2 separate regions of the Homo sapiens genome follow, and region 1 is linked to region 2. A link is a contact called in ENCODE Hi-C or POLR2A ChIA-PET data. All regions are on one chromosome and are shown on one strand. Each heading gives the region's core, a stretch centred on a gene start or an enhancer-like site at or near the end of the contact. The rest is flanking DNA. Distances are from core to core; before and after follow the strand shown. Region 1 overlaps ATXN1 (ataxin 1). Region 2 overlaps ATXN1 (ataxin 1).

Evidence for each region. A loop is a pair of places that touch in the nucleus more often than their neighbours do. ChIA-PET counts read pairs that join two places held with the same protein, here RNA polymerase II (POLR2A). Pooled maps may share reads with other maps.
Region 1: a loop to region 2 is called in a pooled map, with 8 times the contacts of the local background. The contact joins two enhancer-like sites. A Hi-C loop is called at or near these places in 2 of 168 maps with a recorded cell type or tissue (CD14-positive monocyte and HepG2), 12 of 37 single-sample maps with no recorded cell type and 10 of 50 pooled maps. POLR2A ChIA-PET finds 5 or more read pairs at or near these places in 7 of 52 experiments (GM12878, OCI-LY7, activated CD4-positive, alpha-beta T cell and 4 more).

The regions. Positions count from the first base shown.
Region 1 is chr6:16,668,769-16,671,531 of GRCh38, reverse strand. All of the region lies in intron 2 of ATXN1 (ataxin 1), which reads left to right. Among named protein-coding and RNA genes, the nearest start is that of ATXN1-AS1, 91 kb to the left of the region's middle. RefSeq lists a silencer at 757-836. Within about 2 kb of position 1,286, at least 19 of the 41 ENCODE cell types and tissues checked have a DNase peak (open chromatin) inside an H3K27ac peak, as active enhancers do; they include CD14-positive monocyte, where a contact is called at or near this core.
Region 2 is chr6:16,590,228-16,593,314 of GRCh38, reverse strand. The region is part of intron 3 of ATXN1 (ataxin 1); the gene reads left to right. Among named protein-coding and RNA genes, the nearest start is that of ATXN1-AS1, 170 kb to the left of the region's middle. Within about 2 kb of position 1,319, at least 4 of the 41 ENCODE cell types and tissues checked have a DNase peak (open chromatin) inside an H3K27ac peak, as active enhancers do; they include CD14-positive monocyte, where a contact is called at or near this core.

The sequences.
Region 1 (2,763 bases), core at 37-2,536, 78 kb before region 2:
AGTTGCTCAATAAATGTTAACTGTAGAAACACATTGATTAGTTTCACTTCAGAAATAGACACTTAGAGTTCAAAATTCCCATCTGCCTAGCTCCTGAGGCCCACTTTCTTACCAGAATCTTTCCTGATACCCTCTCCTGCATAAAATGGTTCCTCTTTTGAGACTTTGTAGCTCTTTTGTACTTCTCTTATTCTGTTACGTTACTGCAAAAAAAAAAAAAAAGAAAGAAAAGAAAAGTGCCAATTGTGTACATGCTTTCCTCCCTGCTGGAATGTAAACTTTGTAAAGGCATGATCCATAGCAGATACTTCTTATTACAAACTACCTGGCAGAATTTCTTTCTAAAGAACCTACTCAGTAAGCCTGTTGGTGAACTGAGCAACATTTGGACAATTATGGCATCATCTTACAATTTTTCAGCTATTGGTTTTCACTTGTTTAGAAATGTAAAACTTTGCAAGGACTTTTATAAAAGCAAATTTCAGAATAGTTATTCACTAAGCTTTTTTATGCTAATGATGTCATGCTATCAAAAATTAGCTAGAGTAAATGGACTGTAATGAGGATGGTTTGTAATCTAGATTATATGTTCCACATGTAACATCGAAATGAAATATAAAATTGAGTTGTTGGCATGTGGTTGTGGTGAGCAGAAGCAGTTATTATACATTACTTGGTAAAATTCATATTCATATCTTGTCAGTTTACAGTGAGCCAGAGATTAAAAATAACATTTGTTTCTGTTTTAGTAACTGCTTAAAAATATCCAAAATCATTTTATTTTCTTTAGCCTGACTTCTAGTAGTGTTTTGAATATGTGGCCTTTCAAGCAGTAATGAAATGCATCAATGCGACTTGGCAGTGCCTCACAGGACATGCTTCTAGGATCATTTTTAATGATTAAAAGTCAAATTGAGTTCTAAAAAACTGACCCAAAATATAGATGAGCCAAGTAAAAACGGAAGGAAATCTGAATAAAATCTTGGTTCTTGGTCCTCTGCATGTATCCTCCACATCTGTTTTCTCCAGATCTCTTTTTTCTTGCTTGTTGATAGCACAGAGGAAGATCGCAGAGAGTAATGTACTGTATATGTTTCACATCCCCCTTCCTCTTTAGTGATAGTTTGGAGAGTATACTGCAGTCACCATGGTTTTCAGTTTGGAGAGTACAAGGATCAGATCTGTATTTTCTAGAGCCAGCTTTTGTGGCATTCTGGAGAGGTGATTGGAGAACCATGAGAGCAGGCAGACATCTGGGTGAGAGGGCACGAGGGGTGAGTGACGGCAGAGCCAGACTTGCTGGAGAGGCAGAAAGGGAAGGATTCAAGTAGCATAACCAGGAAATAGAATTGATAGGATTTGGTCCCTGCTGACCTGTGGAATAAGGGGGAAGGCAGAGGAGTTGATTCTAGTATTTCTAAGTTGGGCCACTTAGTGATATTGGGGTACCAGGAACAGGCTTAGTGGACCCACAGAAGTGACCAGACCCAGGAGTCTCTCTGAGCGCCCACCCTGGCTTCTCTGTGTTGGCTTACCCTTTCTTGGTTGGGGGTCATGGGGTGGTCAGCTTCAGTGGTGTGGTCTGAGGTGACAGGTGCTCAGGAGTGAGGACAGGGAGTAGACATCACCAATGTGAATGTGGAGGTAGGCAACAAGAGTTATTCTAGAACTGACAAATTTAATATATTTTGCTGACTGCTGAGTTCCATTTGGACAAATACCTAATGCATTTGGGGCTTAAAACCTAGATGACGGGTTGAAGGGTACAACAAACCACCGTGATACATGTATACTTATGTAACAAACCTGCACGTTCTGCACATTTGTCCCAGAACTTAAAGTAAAAAAAAAAAAAAAAAAAAAAGATTGTTCAGTTCAGTTCAGAGAGCAATAGGAGCAGTTTGCTATTCACCAAATAGGGACATCAATTCTTTACTGATTAATAGCAGTGATTCAGAAAACTGCCTTTTGTAGTAGAGCACACCAAGGGGGTCTGCCGGATGGAAAAAGAGAACAGTGCTTTGTGAACTATAATTGTTGCCATAAGTAAATACTTAAAATACACTAAAATGGCAACATCAGGAAACATGACTAAGGAGTCAGTGTACGCCACGCCCTTTCCCCCACCTTTGTGGTTGTTGAAAATTTCCACCAAGAGTGATGTATACAAAAAAGGGTAAGATCAGGGTGTTAGGTTTCAGAGGAAGGCAAAAACTTGTGTGATTCTATAAATGGAGCTTACAAATGGAAATGCACCATTCAAGGCAGAAAGTCTATCACAGTCATTAGGAATAAGCATTAGAGTGATTCTCCTTTCTTAACTTCTGCACAGAAGTTTGATGTGGTAAAGAAACAGTCTGCTCTTAGCCATGTTCCTTGAAAATACATGTCTTCAATTACTTGGTTTGTCTGAGAGAAAGGAGGGTTTGGAGGAGAAGGAAATGCCTCGTGAGTTTGACATACTATGGGAGGATTGTTGTTATTATTGCTTGATTTACATGCTCTCATTTTATACAAAGTGTACAGCACAATTTCTCAAAGAGTAATTATGATGCCAAGAAAATGGGGTGGATTCTGGGCTTCCTGCAGTCTGTCATCCAAATAATAATATTCATTACAAAGATCCTTACCCAGGAGGCCAAGGTGGGAGGATTGCTTGAGGCCAGGAGTTCAAGACCAGACTGGGCAACATAGACCCCTATCTCAAAATAAAATAAAGTAAATAAAATAAAATAAAATAAAAAATAAAATAAAATAATAAAA
Region 2 (3,087 bases), core at 70-2,569:
GATCACACAGGAGTAATTAGAAGGTCTGCTTCTGACAGTGTCGCTCCTTGAGTGGTGGAGGTTTTAGGGGGAGGCTGACAGTAACTACTGAGTGGAATTGAGAGGTGAAGCCAGCTGGACTTCCTGGGTCGAGTGGGGACTTGGAGAACTTTTCTGTCTTCCAAGGGTATTATAAAATGCAGCAGTCAGTGCTCTGTAGCTAGCAAGAGGTTTGTAAAATGCACCAATCAGTGCTCTGTAAAAATGCACCAGTCAGTGCTCTGTAGCTAGCAAGAGATTTGTAAAATGCACCAATCAGTACTTTGTAAAATGGACCAATCAGCAGGGTTCTAAAAGTAACCAATCATGGGGAGGATTGAGAAAAGGGCGTTCTGATAGGACAGAAACAGGACATGGACGGGAAAAATAATGGAATAAAAGCTGCCCCCCCCAACCCCCCACCCCCACCCGCACCAGCCACCAGTGCAACCTGCTCAGATTCTTTTCCAGCTGTGGAAGCTTTGTTCTTTCACTCTTTATGATAAATCTTGCTGCTGTTCAGTCTTTTGGGTCTGTGCCATCTTTAAGAGCTGTAACAGTCACCGCAAAGGTTAGCGGCTCCATTCTTGAAGTCAGCGAGACCACGAACCCACCAGAAGGAACCAACTCCAGACACAGAATCAGCTAGGAGACGTGGGTGCTTTCTGTATAGTGCTTCCTACCAAAAGCCTAGAAAATCTTGGGGCGTGGAGAAAAGAAAATCCATCAAGTAAAGGCTTGATCACCTCTTGGAAAACCCATATTCATTGTCCCAACAGTGACTAATACGTCTAACTGTGGGCCTGGGTAGGATATTATGAGAAACCTGTTCTTTTGGTGCCCACCTTTCTTTTCTGAGCAACACGTGGTCTTCTGAGTGAGGCAGGAGTCCGGCATATGCGTGATGATGTAATATGTTAGGCAGCCAGGCCCTCACCTTTTCAAAGGTTCGATCTTGAAAAATCAAAGGTGGATATGTGAGAAATAAGCCCATATAGGAATAAGAATGACAATGGAAGTGGAAAATGTAAGTTGGGACTGATGTTCTGCTGCTTTGAGTACTGAAATTCTCTGCTGCTCGGATTCATCATCACTGAAGTGCTGGCCAGTACTGGGAGGGGGGCAGAGCTCTCCCGGGAGTCGTCGCTTATTCTGAAACAGCTGAGCAGAATAATGAGTGACAGGCTGGTGGTGGGGAGGTTGAGTCTTACTCCGGATTTCCATTAAATGAGTGCATGGAATCAATAGCTAACTGAACATTTGTCTTTAGAACACCCAGGGGCCCCTGGGGAATTTGGTATTTTCAGTCTAATTCTCAGACAGGAAAATGCGCAGCATGACTATTTTTTAAAATAGTTTCAACATCTTTTATGTAATGCTGATGCATCTGGAAGTGAAAACGCTAAGAGTTTCATTTCACTAAAAAATGGATTTTTTTTGGCTTTAACCTTTAAGTTGAAATCACAATTAGTGGCCTTTTCACCATAGTCATAAGAGTATCAAAGTGTGTGTATTCACCCACACATCAAACCAGTGTTTACTGAGAGTATATTCTGTGCAAAGAATTGTGCAGTTTGTTATGAAAAATACAGAGACCTCGCTGGGGCCCCTAAGGAGCTCATAGTCTAGAAAGGGAGACAGATCATTACACGGCAGGGAAAATACAATATGTATGGGAGCATGTCACAAAGGAAGTGACATCGAGCTGAATCTTAAAGGAAGAGCAATGCTTGAATGAATGAGGACATCCCTGATTGAAGGACCAGCATAATGAACAAAGAATTTTGCCTTATATTACTAAGATTCCATCAGATGTTATGACGCAAACATAAGCATCATGGTAATGAAATTAATAGTAAATTTAAATAAAAATGATCAAATTAAGACTTTTTTGGTTTTGTCTATTCTACCTTCTCATTTTAATTATGTTGCAAAGAACCATATACTTAGGGTAAACTGGTCAATAGCTGTGGCCATGGAATAGAATTATAATTCAATTTAAAAGGAGTTTAATAGTCTCATGGTAAATGAATAGGTTACAGCTGGGCACTGTGGCTCACACCTGTAGTCCCAGTTCTTTGGGAGGCCTAGGTGGGAAGATTGCTGGAGACCAGTAGTTTGAGTCCAGCCTGGGCGACATAGCAAGACCCTGTCTCTACTAAAAAATTAAAAAAATAGTTGGGCGCAGTGGCTCACGCCTGTAATCACAGCACTTTGGGAGACCACATGCTGGTCGAGACCATCCTGGCCAACATGGAGAAACCCCATCTCTACTAAAAATACAAAATTAGCTGGACGTGGTGGTGCATGCCTGTAATCCCAGCTACTCAGGAGGCTGAGGCAGGATAATTGCTTGAACCTGGAAGGCGGAGGTTATGGTGAGTGGAGATTGCGCCATTGCACTCCAGCCTGGGCAACAGGAGTGAAACTATGTTTCAAAAAAAAAAAAAAATTAAAAAATTAGCCAGGCATGGTGGCGTGTGCCTGTAGTCCCAGCTACCCAGGAGGCTGAGGTGAGAGGACCACCTGAGCCCGAGAGGTTGAGGCTGAAGTGAGCTGTCATCACACCACTGCACTCCAACCTGGGAAACAGAGTGAGAACTTGTCTCAAAGAAAAAAAAAAAAGAATGTTATGAATTTAGTATTTTTATACTTCCCCTACAACTCTAGTATCTCTGAGGAAAAGCCTCAATCAGAAAAATGATTTGCTTTGGGGTTTTATCTTTTATCAGTGATAAATGTGAATTGAGAATAGAAATCTCAAAATGCAATAATGATAGTACTTTATATTTCAGTAGGACTTAATATATAAAACTCTAATATGCATTATTTAAATTTGGCCAATATGCAAGAGAAAAGCAACATAGGGCAGAATTATGAGTTTGCTTCGTAAAATAACTATTACCAGTTCATTCTGTTCAACTATGTACTGGTAGCATTTGTAAACAATTCATTCTTATTTTTTTTCCAAAGTGCATTGCAAAATAGTCTTGCCTGTATTTTCCTGTTTGCAGTCTATTTCATTAAATTTCTGCAATTCTAAATTAGAATAGCATCTAATAGACCACA